2 separate regions of the Homo sapiens genome follow, and region 1 is linked to region 2. A link is an interaction called in ENCODE POLR2A ChIA-PET data of the cell type or tissue named here. Cell type or tissue: PC-9. All regions are shown on one strand. Each heading gives the region's core, and the rest is flanking DNA. Links, peaks and the distances in the headings are about the cores only.

Region 1 (11,774 bases), core at 3,454-8,453, 160 kb after region 2:
CTGGGTTCAAGCAATGCTCCTGCTTCAACCTCCCAAGTAGCAGGAATTACAGACACTTGCCACCATGCCTGGCTAATGTTTGTATTTTTAGTAGAGATGGGGTTTCACCATGTTGGCCAGGCTGGTCTTGAACTCCTGACCTCAAGTGATTCGCCCACCTCGGCCTCCCAAAGTGCTCGGATTACAGGCATGAGCCACCGTGCCCGGCCTCTTTTCTTCTTTTTTCTATTAAACTTTCTGCTCCAAAACCCACTCCTCATGTGTGTCTGTGTCCTGAATTCCTTCTCAACCGAGACCAAGAGTCAAGGTATATACCCCAGAAAATGGAGCCATTTCACAACTAGAAGGTCCCATCTGGGGGTGATGGGAGACAGTGACAGATCATCAGGAATTACATTCTCATAAGGAGCATGCAACTTAGCTCCCTCAGATGTTCAGTTCACAATAGGTTTTGCACTCCCATGAGAATCTAATGCTGCCGCTGATCCGACAGGAGGTGGAGCTCAGGCAGTAATGCAAGTGATGCGGAGCGGCTGTTAATTCAGATAAAGCTTTGCTTGCTTGCTGCTGCTCACCTCCTGCTGTGTGGCCCAGTTCCTGATAGGCCAGTACTGGTCTATGGCCTGGGGGTTGGGGACCCCTGTCCTAGAGAATAAGGAAGTGAATTAGCGCAGTGTTAGCAGAAATTGAAAAAGAGGTAAGTTAGAAATGTTTAGTCTGCTAAACTGGCTGACTTACCATTAATTGGTGGGGGAAGTGTGAAAGGAAAAGAAAATCTCAAGACCCCAAACTCACAATGCCAAAGGGAAAAGTTAAGCTTGGGAACTGAGACAAGAGAAAAACAAAGCAAAACTGTGTTCCTTTCGTTCCCAAGGGATAGCTGTAATTTCATGTGCTGACTTTATCTTACGTAAAATGTAGATTTACTCAGCAAGATAATTATATGACTTTCCCCTCCCTCCTATCTTTTCACATGTAAAGTGTGGATTCAGTGAGTGCTATTCAAGGCCTCATGAGAATGTGACCACCTGGCTCATTGCCTATCCTACCCCCTTCTTTTTCTTCTCTCCTTCTCCTCCTGCCCACTCTTCCCCCTTTACATATTGAAGTCCTCAAAACTCTCCTTGGAAAAAAGCAGAGAACACAAATCCTATTGTAACTCGTGTTTCTTTTTTCCTGAGTGTTTCCTCAACCTCAGCAAAATAAACCTCTAAGTTGACTGAGATCTGTCTCAGACACTTTTTGGTTTACAGAAGTAAGGAAGAAGGAATTGCATGACTTCCAGGATCCAGCTTGGTGAGGGCGTGGACGGCAGAGCCCTGAGATGGGATCACGTGAAGACGAGCAGGGAACGTCAACAAGGGAGGAGACCTTGGCAATGCCTGCACAGCCCGCTCAGCCGCGTAGCAGAGCCCTCACAGTCGCTGGCTTCATGCGGTGTAGAGAAAGCTGGTTAAATTCATCTAACTGCAATTTGCCTTCCATGTCTAGTCTCCTTTTGGCCATGAGGAAGATAATCCAGCCGGCTAGGTATAGCTGAAATGTGACATAATCAATTACAAATTTGTTGATTTAGAGCAAGTGATAGATACACAGCCCAGAGTAAATTTCCCAGAGGCTCTTACCACTGTGGGGAGGACAAAGTCTCACTTCCTGATCAGCAGTGGCCAAGGGAGGCTTTTCTCTGCATTTGTGAGGCTGTGATATCTTTCATGCACTCCTTTGAAAGTGCTCACCAGCACGATGGAACACATTAGCTTAAATATTTCTCTTCACAGGTTGCTGTGTCTTTTAACGTAGGCAACTCTTCATGTAAATGCTAGTTAGAAAAGAGGTTTTGTTTTGTTTTTCAAGAAAAGTTGCTTTAATTAAATAAAGGACAGGAAGTTCCTTCCTGAATGGTTACAACCCCGTGGATTATACAAGCAATGTGCTGATTACAAACCGCCCCTTTGCCAGTTCCGCTACAGTTACCAGAATCCTTGTTAAATAACATTCTCCCAAAAAAGATGTGAGGAAATTAAACAATGAAGCTATAAGAATTGAACAGACAGAGAGAAACAAAATGAATATGAAACTTTTTATGCTTCTTCACTTTTAGATAACATGTGTACACCTTTCTCCATAAAATATATATTTTTATTTTTTCAGTTTTATTTATTATTGTTATTATTATTATTATTTTTGTAGAGACGGGAGGGGGTTCTCACTTTGTTGCCTAGGCTGGTCTTGAACTCTTGAGCTCAAGTGATCCTCCTGCCTCTGCCTCCTGAAGTGCTGGGATTACAGGTATGAGTCACCACACCCAGCTGTAATTTTTCTTTTGAGACAGGGTCTCACTGTTGTTACCCGGGCTGGAGTGCAATGGCGCAATCTTGGCTCACTGCAACCTCCGCCTCCCGGGTTCACGTGATTCTCCTGCCTCAGCCTCCCAAGTAGCTGGGATTACAGGCACCTGCCACCGTACCCAGCTAATTTTTGAATTTTTAGTAGAGATGGGTTTTGCCATGTTGGCCAGGCTAGTCTCCAACTCCTGACCTCAGGTGATCCACCCACTAAAGCCTCCCAAAGTGCTGGGATTACAGGCATGACCCATCTTGCCTGGCCCGGCTGTAACTTTTAAGTAAAAATTCAGCTTTGCTGGCATTGTTACACATGTTAACTTTTTAGTCATCAACACAATCTTTTAAGAAAGATAAAATGTATTAAACAGATATTCATCTTATAGAACATTTAGACGATACAGATGAACAAAAGGAAGAAAGTAAAAAACTCTCACAATTTCACCACTTTGAGATAATCCATGTTAAAATAGTTTTTCCATTCTCTTTCCTTACATTTACATGTAACAGAGTGAAGAGAACAGTTTACACCAGTTTCTTGTATTTACTTATTTTTTTAGAGACAGGGTCTTGCTATGTTGGCCAGGCCAGAGTGCAGTGGCTATTCGCAGGCACCATCCCACTACTAATCAGCATGGAAATTTTGACCTGCTCCATTTCCAACCTGGGCCAATTCATCCCTCCCTAGCCAACCTGTTGGTCCTCGGCTCCAGGGAGTTCACCATATTGGTGATGAACTTAGTGTGGACACCCAATCAGCACAGCGCACTGCAGCCCAAAACTCCTGGCTGGGCTCAAGCGATCCTCTGGCCTCAGTCTCCGGAGTAGCTGGGACTACACATGTGTACCACCACACCTCAGCCTTCCAAGTAGCTGGGACTACAGGTGTGCACCACCATGCCTAGCCACACCTGAGTTTCTTGGGAGGAGAGGATTGTCTGTGTCTGGAAGGAACATTGGAAACTGTGGTGTCAGGAAATCTCAAAGAGTAAACTCATAGACTCAAAACATCCAGTTGGCTGAACTCCCCTCTGAGGAGAGATGGTGCTGGTGGCTTCGGTGGGGGGTCTCTCTGTACTGAGAGTTGTGATGAATGGCGTGTGCAATTGGAGAACTGTAGCTGGGGCCAAGCTGAATTCCTCTATGTAATAGAGGGGAGGGGATTTTTAGCTTCATTTTGGGGAGGGGCCAGATGCCAAGTTAAAGGGAGGAAAATAGGATCAAAAGAGCTGGGTACACCATGAGGGGGAGAAGAAAAGCCTCCTGTTTTTGTAGAGACTGGGAACTTAGCAAGGTAGGAGACAGCTATACACTGCATGCTCAGATTCCTCAAAAACTCAGGAAATTATTCATCATTTGCTAATCCTGTTGGGCAAGTGGATTCTTCTGCTTTTGACATAGGAGTGCTTGTTCAATAAGTATTTATGATTTTTTTTTTTGAAATGGATTCTTGCTCTGTTACCCAGGCTGGAGTGCAATGGCATGATCTTGGCTCACTGCAACCTCCACCTCCCAGTTTCAAGCGATTTTCCTGCCTCAGCCTCCCTAGTAGCTGGGATTACAGGCATGCGCCACCATGTCCAGCTAACTGTATTTTTAGTAGAGACGGGGTTTCACCATGTTAGCCAAGCTGGTCTCAAACCCCCGACCTCAGGTGATCTGCCTGCCTCAGCCTCTCAAAGTGCTGGGATTACAGGAGTGAGCCACCGCACTCAGCCTAAGTTTTTTTATATTATCTGAGTTCCTGCAGCTACCAGTGTATTGAGGGAAGCCCAATCTAACCAGCATGAAAATATTCAGGAATGCACTGACCACACATAAAATCAGTCAGAGCTAGCTCATCTCTCCCCACTTTTATTCTAAAGTCATAGTTTAGGCCAGGCATGGAGGCTTGAGCCTGTAATCCTAGCTACTCAGGAGGCTGAGGCAGGAGGATGTCTTGAGGCCATGAGTTTGCAACCAGCCTAGGCAACATAGTGAGACCCTATCTCTAAAAAAATAAAAAATTAGGCCAGGCACAGGGAGTCACGTCTGTAATCCCAGCACTTTGGGAGGCCAAGGTGAGCAGATGACCTGAGGTCAAGAGCTCGAGACCATCCTGGCCAACATGGTGAAACCCTGTCTGTACTAAAAATACAAAAATTAGCCAGGCGTGGTGGTACGCACCTGTAGTCCCAGCTACTCTGGAGGCTGAGGCAGAATAATTGCTTGAACCCAGGAAGCAGAGGTTGCAGTGAGTTGAGATTGTGCCACTGCACTCCAGCCTAGGCAACAGAGCGAGACTCTGTCTCAACAAAAATAACAATGAATAAAAAATTAGCCAAGCCTGGTGGTGTGCACTTGTAATTCCAGCTACTTGAGAGACTGAAGCAGGACGATCACTCATGCCCAGGAGTTTGAGGCTGCAATGAGTTATGATTGTGCCACTATAGTTTAGCCTGGGCAACAGAGCAAGATCCTGTCTCAAAAAAAAGAAAAAAAAAAAGAAAAAAACACATATTTTTATTACGTTTTATGTAGGCATTTTCTCCTTATCTAAAATTAAAGAAGCAGAACTGGTCCCCACCCACTGTTTTGTGGGTCTCCATTTTCCTGTTGCTTGATGCTGCAAAATTCCACAAGCAGGGCCCAAACAAAATGAACATTACTACAAAGATAATTTCTTTCTTTTTTTCTTTTCTTTGAGACAGAGTCTCGCTCAGCCGCCCAGGCTGAAGTGCAGTGGCATGATCTCAGCTCACTGCAACCACTGTCTCCCCAGTTCAAGCGATTCTCCTGTCTCAGCCTCCCGAGTAGCTGGGATTACAGGCACCTGCCATCATGCCTGGCTAATTTTTGTATTTTCGTAGAGACAGGGTTTCACCATGTTGGCCAGACTGGTCTTGAACTCCTGACCTCAGGTGATCTGCCCGCCTCGGCCTCCCAAAGTGCTAGGATTAAAGACGTGAGCCACCGCACCCGGCCTACAAAGAGAATTTCAAATCTTGCAAAAGAAGTGAGATTTCACGAAAGTGTTGAAATTGATGTTTGGAGAATGGCTCAAAGAATCTGCAATGTCATTGACAAATGAGGATCTGGCAGAGTTAGACCAAGTCAGCAATAGAAGGAGAGAAAATTCCACAAGGATGATGTCATAGGTTGTTTCGAAGCATGTGATTTTACCATAGGTATCAAAGAATTACAGAAGGCCCACAGAGAAAAGGATGAAACTCTCTGAGCAAAACATGACCCACTTTATGGATTCATTGTGAAAATTCAGCAAACAATCAAAGTGCAGCAAATGATGCTATAGATCTATTCAGGATTCATTTCATTCATTCTAAGAATTAGTGCATGGATATGATTTTAACTTACATTGTGTTAAATAAAATTATTTTTGCACTTGTTCTTAGCCAAATGGCCGAGAAGCGATACATTATTTTTGTCCTTGTTAGTTTGATTTTTTAAGATCAAATTTGTGCCAAATCTTATTTACATACTACTTAATATTGTTAGAGTAGGTAGCTAAGCAGACATGAGCAGGCCAGGATATAGCCCGACTCCCCCAGGAGTGTCAAGCGATTATCAGGTGATGATCAGGCAGTTGTTTTGTTTTGTTTTGTTTGAGACGGAGCCTCCATATGTCGCCCAGGCTGGAGTGCAGTGGTGCGATCTCAGCTCACGGCAACCTCCGCCTCCTGAGTTCAAGCGATTCTCCCGCCTCAGACTCCCGAGTAACTGGGATTACAGGCGCCCCCACACTAAACTCGGCTTTTTTTTTTTTTTTTTTTTTTTTTTGAGACGGAGTTTTGCTTTTGTTGCCCAGGCTGGAGTGCAATTGTGCGATCTTGGCTCACAGCAACCTCTGTCTCCAGGGTTCAAGCAATTCTCCTGCCTCAGCCTCCCGAGTAGCTGGGATTATAGGCGTGTGCCGCCACACCCGGCTAATTTTGTATTTTTTTTTTTTTATTAGAGACAGGGTTTCTGCACGTTGGTCAGGCTGGTCTCGAACTCCTGACCTCTCAGGTGATCCACCTGCCTCTGCCTCCCAATGTGTTGGGATTACGGGCGTGAGCCACCGAGCCCGGCCCATCAGGCAGTTGTTAAACTATCGCTCTAAAATAATAATTGGTTGCAGCTGGCACCAGGGAAAGGCAGGCTCCGAACAGATAGAAAACACCTGAAGCTGGTGATCAGCTTCCTGGTAAGATCCCAGGAGTTGGGCGAGTGGGCTCAAGCATGAGCACTAACAGGCAAAGTGGTGGCGTTTACCTGGTTTATGACCTTCCTCTAGGAACACTCAATTGGTAAGGGAAGAACGCACCAATTAGGCATGCACAACTTCACTAAACACACTGCGCATGCGGTCCCGCCCAAGTGCTGGCAGGCCACTGAGCATGCAGACAGCCCATCCCAACGGGAGAATCAGGGGAGAAGGGATGCAACCCCCTGGAAGCATGCCAATGTATAAAACCCCAAGTCAAAGGTCAAACAGCGCACTTGGCCCTCTTCCAAGTGTACTTTCCTTCCTTTTGTTCCTACTCTAAAACTTCTTAATAAATTTACACTCCTGCTGTAAAACTTGCCTTGGTTTCTCACTGTGCCTTATGCCCCTTGGATGAAGTCTGTCCTCTGAGGAGGAAAGAATTGACTTGCTGCAGACCTGTGCAGATTGGCTGCTGCTAACAATATAAAAATTTTAGTTTCTAATAGGAAATTTAAAACACAAGTCAACATAGATAATTGTCTTTATAACTCCTATGTATCCATCACCCAGCTCAAACTATTATTGACTTATGGCCAATTTTTGTAAGTGAAGTTTTTATTAAGAACATAAAATTATAAAGGTATACAAGAATGCATAAATCATAGTTGTATAGCTTGTAAATTTTCACAAATTAAAAAGTTTATTTAATCAGCACATAGATCAAAAGATACAATGTCACAGCACCCTGGAGGATTCTCTCTGCCCACTTCTAGTCAATATCCCTCCCAAAGTAAGGACCTTCCTTTTAACACCATGGACCAGGGGCACAAGGCCAATCTTATCACCTCCTCCATGCTTGCCAATCTCGCCCCTCTCCCCGCTGCTTCTGACTCTGCATCCTGTCATTTTGCCTGAAAATATTTCAGTTTAAAATTAAACTTAAATATTTAAAAATAAATATTAAATATTTAATCTTAAATATTTAAGTTTAAAAAATACTTACGGCCAGGAGTTCAAGATCAGCCTGGGCAATATAGTGAGACCCCCGTCTCTACAAAAACAAAAAAAAATTAGCTTGGAGTGGTGGCTGTCAGCTGTAGTCCTAGCTACTTAGGAAGCTAAGGCAGAAGGATCACCTAAGCCCAGGAGTTCGAGGCTGCAGTGAGCTATGATTTTGCCACTGTGCTCTGGCCTGGGCGACAGAGTGAGACCCAGTCTCAAAAAAAGACCCTTTAAAAATAATAGTAATACCACAGTCACATTTTAAAAATTAACTGTAATATTAATAATTGCATGTGTCAGCAAATATCTTGAATGTTTATGTATTTCCCTGGGTTTCTTATAATTTAAAGTTTTACAGTTTGAATCATTACCTAAGTAAAATCCATAAGTAGTTGTTTTTTTTTTTTTTTTTTTTTTTTTTTGCCTGTTGCCCAGGCTGGAGTGCAGTGGTGTGATCCCAGCTCACTGCAACCTCCACCTCCTGGGCTCAAATGATTCTCCTGCCTCAGCCTCCCAGTACTTGTGATTACAGGCACATGCCACCACACTCGGCTAATTTTTGTATTTTTAGTAGAGAGGGAGTTTCGCCATGTTGGCCAGGCTGGTCTCGAACTCCTGACCTCAGGTAATCCACCCACCTTGGTCTCCCAAAGTGCTGGGATTACAGGCATGAGCCACTGCGCTGGGCCCCATAAGTTTTTAACATTTTTAAAAAAATCTGTAGGTTCCTCTCCCATCTCTCTCTTTCTCTTTCTTCCTTCTTTCCTTCTCCTCCTCTTCTCTCTCCTCTTCCCCATCTCCTTCACTGCAATTTTTTTTTCGTTGAAGGAACTGGGCATTTGCGTTGCAGAATTTCTGTGGTCTGACTTTCTTCATTGCGTGCTGTAGGGTTATTTATCACAGCTTTTCTCTCCTACGTGTATTCTGTAAATCAGTAGGTAGATCCAGGATTTTGATTAGATTCAGGTTCAGTTTTTTTAGCAAAAACTTCCCCTGGTGGCGTGGGGTCTTTCCATGCACACTGCTTGGTTGTCTCTCTTTTGTGACTTCAGCAGCCATTGATAGTCATTGCTTCAATCCATTAAGTCATAGGGATTTGCAAAATGATGTTATTCTATCATTTCTTCTTCATTTATTAGTCAAAATACTTCTAAAAAGAAACTTTCCCTCATCAACTATTTGGCTACCCTGAGGGACAGTTTACATAGAAAATGCAGAATAAATGCATGATTCGTTTTCTTTATTTACAGTTAAAGAAAAATGAGTCCTCAAGAGGTGAGTATCATTGTGAACTTTTGCAGCTAGAGATCTCTGAACTGATATTTCTAAAGTCCCTGTGAGTCTGAAGGTTTGAATCCCAAAGCTGGGCTTCATTGGCCTCACCTGGAAAAGGGAGACAGTGCCTGGGAGAGAACCTAATCGGGAAATGTTGGTTGAATACAGATTTCGTTTGAAAGAATGCAATGATTTACTGGGCATGGACGATGTGCTTTCCTCTTTTGTGTATTTCTCTCAAAAACATCGTGATGATATGAGCTCTGATCCGCCCCCCCACCCCCCCCCCTTTTTTTTTTTTTTGAGATGGAGTCTCGCTCTGTGGCCCAGGCTGGATTGCAGTGGGTGATCTTGGCTCACTGCAACCTCTGCCTCCCGGGTTCAAGTGATTCTCCTGCCTCAGCCTCCTGAGTAGCTGGGACTACAGGCACGTGCCACCACGCTCAGCTAATTTTTGTTTTTTAGGAGAGACAGGGTTTCATCATGTTGACCAGGATGGTCTAGATCTCCTGACCTCGTGAACCACCCATCTCAGCCTCCCAAAACCCTGCGATTACAGGCATGAACCACTGCACCCGGCCGATCCCTTTTTATAGACGAAAACGATGATTAGAGAGGCCTGGTAGCTTGTCTAGATCACACGGCTGCACAGAATCCGAGCCAGGCTTCACATCCCAGCTGTGTGACTTACAGACCAAGGTGGGTGCGGATGTCCCATGCTCATAGCTACCTTGTTGGGTGGGCTCTCTGGAGCACCTGAGCCCTGCTAGCTCCATAGAATATCGAGAACTGCCTTGGAGGACTTACTCCCCTACCATACAGGGTTCCTCTTCACCGTGATTATTTCTCACCTGTGCTACCACAGTATCCCCTTGACAGGTCTCCCTGCCTTCCCTCCCAGTCCTCTCCGTAGTCTGTTTTCAGCATGGCGGGCGGAGCGAAGCTTGCAGAGTGCACGTCCCGGGACCACACCCTCCCAACTGCCACTGAGGGAATGTGGTCAAAATAATCTTAGAATAAATTATACCCAGATTTTGCCTAGTAGAAAATATTGATTCAGATGATGGGAGCCCCTTTATCTCAAGGGTGCTAAGGAGAATTATGGAAGGTTTACACATCAGATGGGATTACCACACTCCTTGGCATCCCCCTTCCTCTGGAAAAGTAGAAAGAATGAATCAGACTCTCAAAAAGCATATTACTAAACTAATCTTAGAAACTAAAATGCCTTGGACCAAATGGATCCCAATAGCACTCCTTAGGATTAGGACGGCCCCAAGGAAAGACTTGGGATTTTTTCCTTACGAGCTATTATATGGACTCCCGTATTTAGGTAGGACTACTGGCCTTTCTACTATGGAAACCAAAGACCAATTTTTAAGAAATTATATACTGAGCATATCCTCCTCCCTGTCATCCCTGAGGTTCAAAGGACTCCTGACTCAAACCCTGCCTCTTGAGTTCATGGTTAACCACTTCCAGCCTGGCAACTCAGTGCTGATTAAGACTTGGAAAGAAGACAAGCTCCACCCAAGCTGGGGAGGTCCTATCGGGTGCTCCTAATCACTGACACAGCCTACGAACAGCTGAAAGGTGTGAACACATTACACTCAGGTCAAGAGACTGGTAAAAGAACTCCCGTAAGGAAGGGAAAAGGGTGAATGGGAAGTGTATAGATCACCTAAGGAACCCTTAAAATTAACTCTAAGGAAAACCTGGAAGGAAGCTATGAGCAGGCTCCATCACTGGGGGTGGATGTGGTTAGGATTAATCCTACTACCAGGGGTGAGAGGGTACACAATTATTGGATGGAGCCCGGTAGAAGAATATCCAATCAAACTAGTAGTCAACATAACTAGAACCTCCACCCCCTAGACCATAAAGTTTGATGCCTCCTAAGTCGTACATTGTGGGAATTTAGGGAACCAAAGGCAGCTGTCACAAGCAAACAAACATCTATGTCCTGAAACAGGTCGCTATTGGGGAAAGCCCTGCGCTAGCTGGAATGAGGTCTGGTGGACCACCCAATTTCGAGGCTGAGCCATTCTTCCAAAAACAAACCCTTAAGAAGAAAATACATTTGTATAGGGGCCCCCTGTCACCTGACTGTAGAAATGTAGAATGCAATCCTATATTAATTACCATAAACAACCCAGCTACTCTAGACCAGGAACCTTAGAGGTATGGGTCAGGAATAGATACCTCAGGAAGGGATCCAATAGGATGGTTAGCTCTTAGGCTAGTCACCAACTCTACTCTGAGCCCACCCAGGATTACTATAACTCCCAGTCCCACTACTTCCTTTAACCAGACAATGACCCTAAGAGAGTAAAAATAATTAAGGTAACTGACTTGAGGCAGACTTTAGAAATTGAGACTGGATATGGGAATGTAAATGCCTGGGTTGAATGGGTCAGATTTTTGGTACTAGCTCTTCATAAGAGTGACTGTTCCGCATGCTCTGCTGGGCAGCCTCAGGCACAGGTGGTTCCATTTGCCCCAGGATGGGATACCAATCCCGATGGAATGTGTTGCATGTTGGCTCTATACCAGGAAAGGGATGCATAGGGAAATGAGACTTGCAAAATCTATCATTGCTCTTTACTGCCTTGTGGAGGTCAGACCCTAGAGCAATCCCCTCATTCTCCATAGGGTATATGAACCACTCCTCTTGCCTCTCTAGGCAGGGGGCAGAGTTCAATAAGCCTGTGGGAGAACCCTCGACTTGTACCCACATCCTAAACATTACTGGTGAGTCAAACAAAGGCAACTGCTCAGCTCTTCATATACCCCGGGCTGATGTCTGGTGGTATTGTGGAAAGAGGGACCTCCATGACCTATTACCATCCAACTGGATCTGCACTTGTGCCTTAGTTCAACTGGCCATTCCATTCATCCTGGCATTCTGTAAGATTCCCAAGAATCCACATGGCCACTGAAGTCGGAGAGACCTAACAAATTATTTTGAT
Region 2 (11,774 bases), core at 2,604-7,603:
ACCCTATAATGCTAAAGAACACTAGAACTACTCCTCCTATTTAGCTGTTTTGTTTTTTTTTCCAGTCCGGGTCTCACTCTGCCCCCCAGGCTAAAGTGCAGTGGTGCAATCACAACTCACTGTAGCCTTGACCTCTCGGGCCCAAGTGATCCTCCCACCTCAGCCTCCAGAGTAGCTGGGACCGCAGGCATGCACCAACATGCCTGGTTAATTTTTTAAATTTTTTAAAGAGATGGGGTCTCCCTATGTTGCACAGGCTGGTCTCAAACTCCTGAGTTCAAGTGATCCTCCCACCTCAGTCTCCTAAAGTGCTAGGATTATAGGTGTGAGCCACCAAACTCAGCCATGTACTCATGTATCTGTTAACCTGTTAGCCAACCTTTGGCTACCCCCTCCCCCTTACCCTTCCTCGCCTCTAGTAAACACTATTCTAAGCCAATAGATCTTAAATATTCTTACCACAATAATAATAATAATAATAAAAGTATGTGAAGTGATGAAAATGTTAATTAACTTGATTTAATCATTTCATAATGTATGCATATATCAAAACATCACATTGAACACTGTAAATATACACAATTTTTATCAATTATACTTTAATAAAGATGGAGGAAGAATTGAATATAACATTAAAACAAAAAACAATTGCAGGCCGAGCGCAGTGGCTCACGCCTGTAATCCCAACACTTTGGGAGGCCGAGGCGGGCGGATCACCTGAGGTCAGGAGTTCAAGACCAGCCTAGCCAACATGGTGAAACCCCATCTCTATGAAAAATGCAAAAATTATCTGGGTGTGGTGGCGCACGTCTGTAATCCTAGCTACTCCGGAGGCTGAGGCAGGAGAATTTGCAGTAAGCCGAGTTTGCGCCACTGCACTCTAACTGGGCAACAGAGTGAGACTCTGTTTAAACACACACACACACACACACACACACACACACACACACAACCATCAACAACAACAACAAAAATTGCAAAACCTAAAGAAAGTCTTTAATCTAGTCCAGACCAGCCTTTTACAGATGAGGTCACTGAAGTGCAAAGAGGTGAACTGACTTGTCTAATCTTACACAGCAAGTCGCCGGCAGAACTTGACCTGAAATCCAAAGCCAAGCATTTTCTATTACCTCCAGGCTTTTCAGTCCAGCCCTCCCGGGGGCTCTGCTTTGGGGATTGGTATTGGTGACAAAGGGAATAGACTGGAACATGCATAGAGCTCTCCATTTAGATTGACATTTTCACACTGTGCCAGGTCGTCGGCAAGAAACAGTGCAAGCTCCAAGATTGCTCGCCCCGACCCTTTTCCTCCTCCCCAACCTCTCTCATAACCAACTTCAGCTAAAAGGTCTGAGAAGAAAAGGGAATCTTAGATGACTCTCACTAGGGTGTAAATGACTCCCACCATGATTTTTATTTTATTGAGTCATAACTCCAAAAGCAGTTTGATAGATAGGATGTCAGGCAGTAGGATGAAGACAGATGGGGAAACTGCCTAGGCTCATGAAGAAGGTGAAGGCACTGAGGCCCTGAGTAATTTCATAAAGAACACCTTAGAAAATGTCCAGCACCGTGGTTTCTTACCTTCACTTAGCACTCACAAGGCCCCACATTCTGACAGATTTTGTTTATCAGACAAATTGCACTCAGTCGGGCTTTTTTCATTTTCCTCAGAGAGTTCTCAGGTTGCACAGAATTGAGATAATCTCCCTGCCTCACCGTCTCCCCCACGAAGACACTCCATGTTTTTGTTTGCAATACAGTCTTTTATGGATCAATGTAAGATTTTCATGGTGTTCTTTGCATTTTGCAAGTATTGCTCAAACTGGAGACCCAAAAAGAGCACTACCTTTAGAGTCAAAGACCCCTAGGTTCCAATTTCAGCTGAGATACTGTGAGCACATCACTAGCCCACTCTGATCCTATATCCCGGTTGTATAATCACCTATTTCCCATCAATTGCGAGGCTGGAGATAAAAGTGCCTACTCTGCCCAGTACACAATAGGAGCTCAGTAAACTTAAGTTCTCTTGCTTACCCACTATCCTAATGTATTAGGGGAAAGACAGAGATGTGGGGAATGGCACCTGGGAGGTTCCAGCTGTATGCTTCACAATGCTACCAATGAAAATTCTGAATTAGGCTTCAGTTTCCTCTCTACAAAATGAGACAGGACAGGAGTGGGTAGGAAGAGGAAGAGCTTGGCTTTGTTGGTTTAAGCTGGGCCCGTCTGATTCCGTAACGCAGGCTTCACTGCGGGGTCCAGCCCATTCCCCACCCAGGGCTTCGGGTGCTCTGAATGTCTTTTGGTCAACTCCAAGGCTGCCCAGGATCAGGGTGGGGAGGCAGGGTGGTGGGTAGTGGGGTAGAGAGAAGCAGTTCCCCCACATAACCTGCAGGTGGCACCAGAGCAACGTGGGAGCCGAGGGTTCCGCTGTAGCCTTCCTGGAGACTCACCCAGGCAGGGCGAGGTAGGGCGAGGCAGAGGTGGTGCACACCGTTCAGCTGGGCAGCGGCCTGAGCGCGCCTGCGGATCAGTCCACACCGTTTGAAATCGACACATGGGTCTTCTGGCTAATTTGCTCTCTTTGGCAGGGTGATCATATGATTTATCATCCAAATCCGGACATTCGGAGAGTGCAAGGGGCACTGTTATAATTGCACCGGGACAGCAGACATAACCTTACGTGTACTTTGCAAACCAGAACATATGGTCACCCCACCCTCTGGTCACTTCTTCTTCCTTGTTTCCATTCTTTCTTTTATTTTTTTTTTCTTTTAAAACACACAGCATTCTTTTCCCCGAGCACCATTGTCTTTGAAAATGCCTTTGCCGGCCGGGCGCGGTGGGTCACGCCTGTAATCCCAGCACTTTGGGAGGCCGAGGCAGGTGGATCACGAGGTCAGGAGTTCAAGACCAGCCTGGCCAAGACGGTGAAACCCCGTCTCTACTAAAAATACAAAAAATTAGCTGGGCATGGTGGTGGGCGCCTGTAATCCCAGCTACTCGGGAGGCTGAGGCAGGGAATTGCTTGAACCCAGGAGGCAAAGGTTGCAGTGAGCCAAGATCGCGCCACTGCACTCCAGCCTGGGCAACAGAGCAAAACTCCGTCTCAAAAAAAAGAAAAAAAGAAAAAAGCCTTTACCTTCGGGATATTTTCGACCATGCAACATCTACTTTTGCATCTTGAGTCTGAACAGTCTCTCTGAAGCCATCCCAAAGGCTGGTTTTAGCTTCCAGACAGAAGACTCTGTTCGCTGGCTTACCATCTCCATGACGCAAGAATTAAAGATGTCTGACGTGGAACAGTGACCCTTCTCTCAACTTTGGTGCCCCTTTGCTAAATTTATTCCTGTAATTTTGTTCTGAGTGCTCATGTCCTTTATCTCTTTTAATTTACGTATATTAGTTTATTGAATTGCAAGTAGACAAGCCCCATTAAGCAAGATTCTTATATTTCCAAGACCATCCCATTACTCCATTCAACCCCGAATTAGCGTGCCATTTATCCCCTTGTTTCTGAACCCTCTTCACTTAATAGTCTCATAAACATCCATCCATTGCAAAAAGGACTCAAACTATTCTCGCTTCCATTTTTAGTTGATTCATTGCTATCCAAGTAATAATTTGTCTGGGGGAGTCATTAGTAGAGAATTGTGCCCTTAAATTTATTTTTATAGTTGGATTCTGCTAGTTAATATCTCTCTCTCTCTCTGTCATTCTCACATTACAACAAATGACTATGTCTTAACCTAAAATCTAGGTTAGAAATTTGATCTTATCTGAATAAGATATTAATAGATAATATGAGATTTTTTTAATTTACTGAAACTTTTCTCAGCTAAAAATGATCGTCACAAATATGTATGTAAGCAATTGGAAAATTGGGATGTAAATATATCAACTCTTAAAATATCATGTTTGGAGACAGGATTTTCCTTTTTTTTTTTCTTTTTTAATAAAGTAAATTTGCTATGGTTGGAATGCTTGTGTGTCCTCCAAAATTCATGTTGAAACTCACACCCCAGTGTGATAGTATTAAGAAGTGGAGTCTTTTTTTTTTTTTTTTGAGATGGAGTCTTGCTCTGTTTACAGGCTGCTGGAGTGCAGTGGCATGATTTCGACTCACTGCAACCTCTGCCTCCCGGGTTCAAGCAATTCCCCTGCCTCAGCCTCCCGAGTAGCTGGGACTACAGGTGTGCCATGCCCAGCTGATTTTTTGTATTTTAGTAGAGACGGGGTTTCACCATGTTGGCCAGGATGGTCTCAATCTCCTGACCTCATGATCTGCCCGCCTTGGCCTCCCAAAGTGTTGGGATTACAGGTAGCGTCTTTAGGAGATAATTAAGTCGTGAGGGAAGAGCCCCCTCATGAATGGGATAGTGACCTTATGAAAGGGCTTGAGGGAGCTGCCTAGCTCGGTTTCCTTCTTTTGCTTTTCTGTCCTTTCCACCATGTTGGGACACAGCATTCCTCATCTCTGGAAGACTCAGCATTTAAAGTGCCATCTTGGAAGCAGAGAGCAGCCCTCACTAGACTACAAATTTGCTGGCACCTTGATCTTGGACTTCCCACCCACCAGAACTGTGAGAAATAAATTTTTGTCCTTTACACATTACCCAGTCTCAGATATTTTGTTATAGCAGCACGAATGGACTAAGACAGTATCTTACATACAGTGAGATGCATATACCTTAAATTACAACTCCATACTATTTACATATGTGCACATTCATGTGACCACCACTCAGCTCAAGATACAGAATGCTTCCATCACCACAGAGGGCTCCCTCTTGCCCCTTCTCAGTTGCTGTCCTCCTCAAAGTTAACCACAATCCTGACGTCTGTCACCCTGGGTTAATTATGAATATAAATGGATTCATACAGTATGTGCATGTTTGTGGCTGACTTCTTTCATTCAACACAATCCTATGAGATTTAGCCATGTTTTGGGTATTGGTAGTTGTTTATTTTTCTGGTTGTGTAGTTTTCCATATTTCATTTATTATCCTTCTTTCTTTTTTTTTTTTTTTTTTTGAGACAGAGTCTCGCTCTGTCACCCAGGCTGGAATGCAGCGGCACGATCTCGGCTCACTGCAACCTCCACCACCTGGGGTCAAGCGATTCTCCTGCCTCAGCCTCCTGAGTAGCTGGGATTACAGGTGTGTGCCAGCATGCCCAGCTAATTTTTGTATTTTTAGTAGAGACAGGGTTTCACCATGCTGGCCGAACTCCTGACCTCATGATCCACCCACCTCGGCCTCTCAAAGTGCTGGGATTACAGGCATGAGCCATTGCAACCGGCTATTTATTACCCTTTTATTTTTATGTCTAACTCAGTGTCTTGTGGGGTCTATTGGTCCTTTTTAGCTAGATTGATATTAAAAATCTTCTTATCAATGGAGTTCAGGAAATTTTTAGAAGATAGAAGCCTAACAAACCCAAGCCCCCCAATCTTAAGCCAAGTTTCCTTCTCACACCTGCTTCAGTTGCTCTTCTTCATGTGGTATTTTTTTCCTCACAAAGCTGATGGGAAATCGAGGAACCCAAAAGCTCTTCATCATGTTATCAGCTTAGGGACGCTTGCCATCTGAATAACAGGGTAGATATTTATAATCTGAAATGTTAAAATAACAATAGGAAACACTTACATAGCACTAACTGCTGTTCAAAGTGCTTTACATATATTCTTTTCCTCAAAACAACTCTGTGAAATAGTATTATTGTCATCCCCACACTTTAGATGGGGAAATTGAGGCAGAGAGAGACCACGTAACTTTCCCAAGGGGGTAGGGCCAGGACGTGAAACTGTGTTTTCTTGTTTTAGAGCTTGCACACTTCACCACCACACCATATTGGGTAGCATGATACTTCATGTGGTTAAAGTATTTTCTTCTATTAGCTTGGGAGCATTTTCTGAATAATTCAAATCTTATAAATTTGCTTCAAAGAACATAAGTAAATTGAAATGGATGATCTGATATAGAATGTGTGGCATTCATGAATACATTATAGGACACTCCAGTTTTAAATAATAATTATTTGCCTATCTTGTGACTTTTGTCAGGCAGGGCTGTAATGTGCTAGCCTCATTTTCCTTCTCTTCAATAGGAGAAGATGGACTCAGAGACAGGCACAATTTATCACAAAATCTCATCACACTTTCCCTCACCATCCGGAAGCTGGAGATAGGTTTGTGAAATCTTCGTTGTGAAAGAGTTGAATGACAGTTGTAGCATAGTGAGTTTAAGAAACATGGTTTTACTTGTCAGTTCTGTTGCACAGGGTCCTGCAAGTTTCGGCAGTTAACATATGTGACCAACAGTTTTCTCACAAAGATTATCAGGGTTCTAGAGGAAATTATCTTCCAGTTTTATTCTGCTGCTAATGTGCTATATTTCTTTATAGATTCTTGGCCACTTGTTTTTCATTAGACATTTTTCTGCCTCTTTATGCTGTACTTTATTTCTCTTTATGCCCAGCCCCAGGATTTTCCTTCTAATTGCAAGAGGAAGATTATTGAAATTTTCTCTTTCTCAAACTCCCAGGCTCAAGTGATCCTCCCCCGTCTGCCTCCCACCACTGCACCCTGCTGATTGTCTCTTTAACCTTCCCCCTGAGCATGTGTACACACACACACAAACATGAATACAGACACCCATCCACATGTACACACAAACACACAGAGACATACATATATCTACACACACTTATTAGATATACATTTACACACACACACACGTGCACACACACATATACACACCTTCCTTCTATCTTCTTCTCAGGACTCAGGATTCTCAGAGAGTGGAAAGAGTATTGCACCACGAGTCAAAGATAGACTGTGCAACTTTGCCCAAGTGCCTTTCCTTTTGAGATCTCATTTATAATAATAAACATCCTTACCCACCAATTAGGGTTATTTTGAAGATAAAACAGAAAGGAAGGATAACAGAATGATGGCATGTTGTATAGTAAAAAAAAATAAAATAAAATAATTAACAACCAAAAATAGGTCTGGCCTTTGTCCTTGACTCCTTATCTCCAACACGTAACGCCTGATAGGAATATTTTTGCCTGGGGATCTTGGGTCAGGATGGATAGTCTAATAATAAGATTTAGGGTGGAGACTAGCCAGGCCAGGAAAACCGACTATGTGATTTAGAGTCCTGGCTTTAGGTCACCCCTGAAAGGATTGGAGACTGGAAACTGAGAGCAGCCACATGGACAATCAAGCATGCCTCCGTGATGAAGTTCCAGTAAAAATCCTGAACACTGAGGCTTGAGGGAGCCTCACTGGCTGGAATACTCCATGTGTATTGGCACATATCAAAGCCAGGAGGGTAATGCACTCTGACTGCATGGGGAAGGGATAATGGACATTCCATATCTGGTGACCTCCTGGACTCAGCCCTATGCCTTTCTTCCACTACCTGATTTTAATCTATATATTTTCCCTATAATCAAACCATAACTGTGAGTATAACAGCTTTCTGTGAGTTCTAGCCAGTCCTTAGAGGTAAGCAAGCCGAGTTCATCTACTGCCTGCTGAAAAAACTATTTTAAAATTCCTAAACCAAAGAAGGCCAGAGCTCTCATGAATCTGATCCAACAGATTTTGAAGCCAAAGCTCCAAAGCTGAGGGTATTTGAAGCCAAAGCCAGGCCAGACAGAGATGAGGCTCCTGGGAGGGAACAGGTGCAGTCCTGTCCAGGGTGCAGTGTCCCTGGGCTATAGCTGGACAAGGGCTCCCTCTGGGTCACAGCTTCTAGGAACAGAGTTTGGGGCAAGCTGACTGTCTGATTTGTAGGACTCTGGTGATGATCTCAGCTGGGAAATTGTGTGGTAATGAAGAGAGATGGTTTTGCTTTTCCAAATCATCCACCCCCTGCATGCTTTGATCCACATTGGAACTCAGTGTGGAAACTGCCTTTGAACAGCCTAAACCTGAACTCTGGGCTGTGTGTCCAGTTTCCTGGCCTCCAGCTTTGTTCACTCCTTACCCCTACCTATCACTGATGCCAGATCCATCCTCCCAAATATCCTTTTCATCATGTTACTCTCCCCACCACCTCACGGCATCTTCTGCACAACAGGAAATGTCTCTAACCTCAGTCTGGCATTCAAGGTTCTTTCTGATGTGGCCCACCTCTCACCACTCCACCACATCTTCCCGTGGGCCCTGCCAAACTGGATCAATTTTTTCTATCCATGAGCTGAACTTTCCCACCTCCAAACTGTTGCTTGCACTGAGTCCTTCCTCTGAATGTTCTGTTCCTCCCTCTCCCCAAGTCCAAATGCTATAGACTGAATTGTGTCTCCCCCAAATTCATATGCTGCAGCCCTAATCCCTTATGTGATTGCATTTTGAAATAGGGCTGTTAGGAGATAATTAAAATTAAGTGAGGTAGGATGGGCAGAGCAAGATGGCTGAATAGCAGCCTCCATCAATGATTCTCCTTGCAGGAAAATCAAATTTAACAACTCTCTACACCAAAAAGTCATCTTCATAAGAACCAAAAATCAGGTGAGTACTCACAGTACCTGGCCCTAACTTCATAACACTGAAAGAGGCACTGAGGAGGGTAGGAAAGACAGTCTTGAAACACCAAGGTCACTCCTCTCCCATCCGCCAGCAGTGGCCACTGTGGTGCTGAGAGAGAATCTGTGCACTTGGGGAAGGGAGAGTGCAGCAATTGTGGGACTTTGCATTGAACTCAGTGTTGCCCTGTCACAGCAGAAAGCAAAACCAGGGGGAACTCCCGTGACACCTGCCCGTGGAGGGAGCATTTAAACCAGCCCTACCCAGAGGGGTTCACCCATCCTAGCAGTTAGAAGGCTTGAGGCTTGAGTTTTGATAAGCCTTGCCATGGCAAGCTATCGTTACCTGGGGCTCTAAGTAAACTTGAAAGGCAGTCTAGACCATAAAGACTTCAATTCCCAGGTAAGTCCTAATGCCATGCTAGGCTTAGAGCCAGTGGACTCAGGGGGCACACAACCTAGTAAGACACCAGGCAGGGCAGCCAAGCGAGTGCTTGCACCACCCCTCTCCCAACCCAAGCAGTGCAGCATGCAGCAACAAACGTGGCTTCTTCCTTTTGCTTGAGGAGAGGAGAGGAAAGAGTAAAGAGGACTTTGTCTTACATCTTGGATACCAGCTCAGCCACAGCAGGATAGAGCACTGGTCAGAGTCAAGAGACCCCCATTCCAGGATCTAGCCCCTGAATGTCATTTCTAGATATACCCTGGGCCAGAAGGGAATCTGATGCCTTAAAGAAAAGAACCCAGTCCTGGCAGGATTCATCACCTGCTGACTCAGGAGTCCTTGGGCCTTGAATAGCCAACAGTGATACCCAGGTAGTATGTTATGGGCCTGGAGTAAGACTCTGAGACTGAGACATGCTGGCTTCAGATGAGACCCAGCACATTCCCAGCTGTGGTGGCTGTGGTGAGGGACTTCTTCTGCTTCAGAAAAGCAGAGGGAAAGGTAAAAGGGACTTTGTCATGCAGCTTAGGTACCTGTCTGGCCACCATGGGGTAGAGCACCAAATGGGCTCTTGTGGTCACTGATTCTAGGCCTTGGCTCTTAGATAGCATTTCTGGACGTGCACGTGCCCTGGGCCAAAGGGGAGCCCACTGCCCCAAAGGGTGAGTCCCAGGCCTGGAAACACTCACCACAAGTGATTTAAGAGCCCTTGGGCCCTAAGTGAACATCGACCGTAGGCTGGCAGTGTTCCCTGTGGGCCTCTGGTGGTGGCCACAGGGTGAGTTTCCTCTGCCTGTGAAAAGGCAAAGGCAGAGTGGAAAGGACTTTGTCTCATGGTTTCAGTGTCAGCTCAGCCGCCTTAGAATAAAGCATCAGGTAAATTTCTAAGGTTTTTTACTCCAGTCCCTGGCTCCCACACAGCATCTCTAGACCCGCTAGGGCCTGAAGGAACTCATTGCCCTGAAGGGAAAGACACAAGCCTGGCTGGCTTTGCCACCTGCTGACTGCAGAGCCCTAGGGCCTTGAATGAACATCGGTGATAGCCAGGCAGTGTTTACAGGGGGCCTTGAGTGAGACCCAGTGCTTTGCTGGCTTTAGGTCTGACCCAGTGCAGTCTAAGTGATGGTAGCCATAGGGATGTTGTGTCAGCCCACCTGCAGCTCCAAGTGGCTCAGCACAGAGAGAGAGAGAAACAAAAAAAGAGACTGAGACTGTTTGGGAGAAATTACAGGTAAAGAATAAAAGTCTCTGCCTGGTAGTCCAGAGAATTCTTCCAGATATTATCTAAGACTGCCAAGGCAGTACTTCTATGAGTCTGCAAGCACCATAGCATCACTGGGCTTGGAGTGTCCCCTACTCAGATACAGTTTAGATCACAACACCCACATCCTTTCAAATACCTGGAAAACCTTTCCAAGGATGAGTACAAACAAGCCCAGACTGAGAAGACTACAATAAATACCTAACTCTTCAATGCCCAGGCACTAAAGAACATCCACAAGCATCGAGCCCATCCAGGAAAACGTGACCTCATCAAACAAACTAATTAAGGCACCAGGGACCAGCCCTAGAGAAACAGAGATATGTAACCTTCCAGACAGAGAATTCGAAATAGTGGTTTTGAGGAAACTCAAAGAAATTCAAGATAACACAGAGAAAGGATTCAAAATTCTATCAGATAAATTTAACAACAAGATTGAAATAATTAGAATCAAGCAGAAATTCTGTAGTTGAAAAATGCAAATGACATAATAAAGAATGCATCAGAGTCTCTTAATAGTTAAATTGATCAAGCAGAAGAAAAAATCAGTGATCTTGAAGACAAGCTATTTGAAAATACACAGTTAGAGGAGACAAAAAAATTAAAAAAGAATGAAGCATGCCTATGAGATCTAGAAAATAGCCTCAAAAGGGCAAAGCTAACAGTTATTGGCCTTAAAGCGAAAGTAAAGAAATAGAGGTAGAAAGTTTATTCAAAGGGATAATAACAGAGAACTTTTCAAACCTAGAGAAAGATATAAATATTCAAGTACAAGAAGGTTATAGAACACCAAGCAGATTTAACCTAAAGAAAACTAACTCAAGGCATTTAATAGTCAAACTCCCAAAGGTCAAGGATAAAAAAAGGATCCTAAAGCAGCAGGAGAACAGCAACAAATAACATACAATGGAGTTCTAATACGTCTTGCAGCAGACTTTCAGTGGAAACCTTACAGGCCAGAAGGGAGTGTCATAACATATTTTAAGTGCTGAAGAAAAAAGTCTTTTACCCTAGAATAATATATCCAGCAAAAATACCCTTCATACCTAAAGGAGAAATAAAGAGTTTCCCAGACGAACAAAAGTTCGGGGATTTCATCAACACCAGACCTGTGCTACAAGAAATGCTAAAGGAAGGCCTCCAATCTGGAGTTGGACAGGCAGTGGTTAATTCTCCCAGCAATGATGTGTGGCAGCACATGCTAAGGGTTGTCTACCAGGGAAGCCCACCCAAGCAACCCTTAGTGCTCAGGGTTTTTCTTGGGGCATGCAGCTCCTGGGTGATTGACCCCAGCTACTCAGGTTTCAGTCCCTAGAGAGGTCATATTGATACAGCAAAGCCCAAAGCCTCAGGCATACAAAAACATTCTTACAAGGCAGAATATTCGGCCGGGTGCGGCGGCTCATGCCTGTAATCCCAGCACTTTGGGAGGCCGAGGCGGGTGGATCAACTGAGGTCAGGTGTTTGAGACTAGCCTGGCCAACGTGGCAAAAGCCCATCTCTACTGAAAATAGAGAAAAATTAGCTGGG

What was found. ChIA-PET counts read pairs that join two places held together with the same protein. Peaks named below come from ENCODE experiments on the same cell type or tissue, not always from the same donor. Only the 100,000 strongest peaks of a DNase experiment are listed, where the experiment ranks them.
Region 1: POLR2A ChIA-PET joins it to region 2 with 5 read pairs; 3 of 35 experiments call an interaction of 5 or more read pairs at or near these places.

The regions. Positions count from the first base shown.
Region 1 is chr10:30,552,701-30,564,474 of GRCh38, forward strand. LOC105376478 (a long non-coding RNA gene) reads left to right here. Exons shown (of 2, transcript XR_007062102.1): 2 at 1,254-1,908. It also overlaps the pseudogene RN7SL63P. Among named protein-coding and RNA genes, the nearest start is that of LYZL2, 71 kb to the right of the region's middle. RefSeq lists enhancers at 71-683, 6,368-6,947 and a silencer at 1,160-1,454. In PC-9, for the core only: no CTCF peak of the experiment used is centred there; a DNase peak (open chromatin) is centred at 5,441; H3K27ac peaks cover 440 bases.
Region 2 is chr10:30,390,282-30,402,055 of GRCh38, forward strand. No RefSeq gene overlaps it. Among named protein-coding and RNA genes, the nearest start is that of MIR7162, 28 kb to the left of the region's middle. In PC-9, for the core only: no CTCF peak of the experiment used is centred there; no DNase peak of the experiment used is centred there.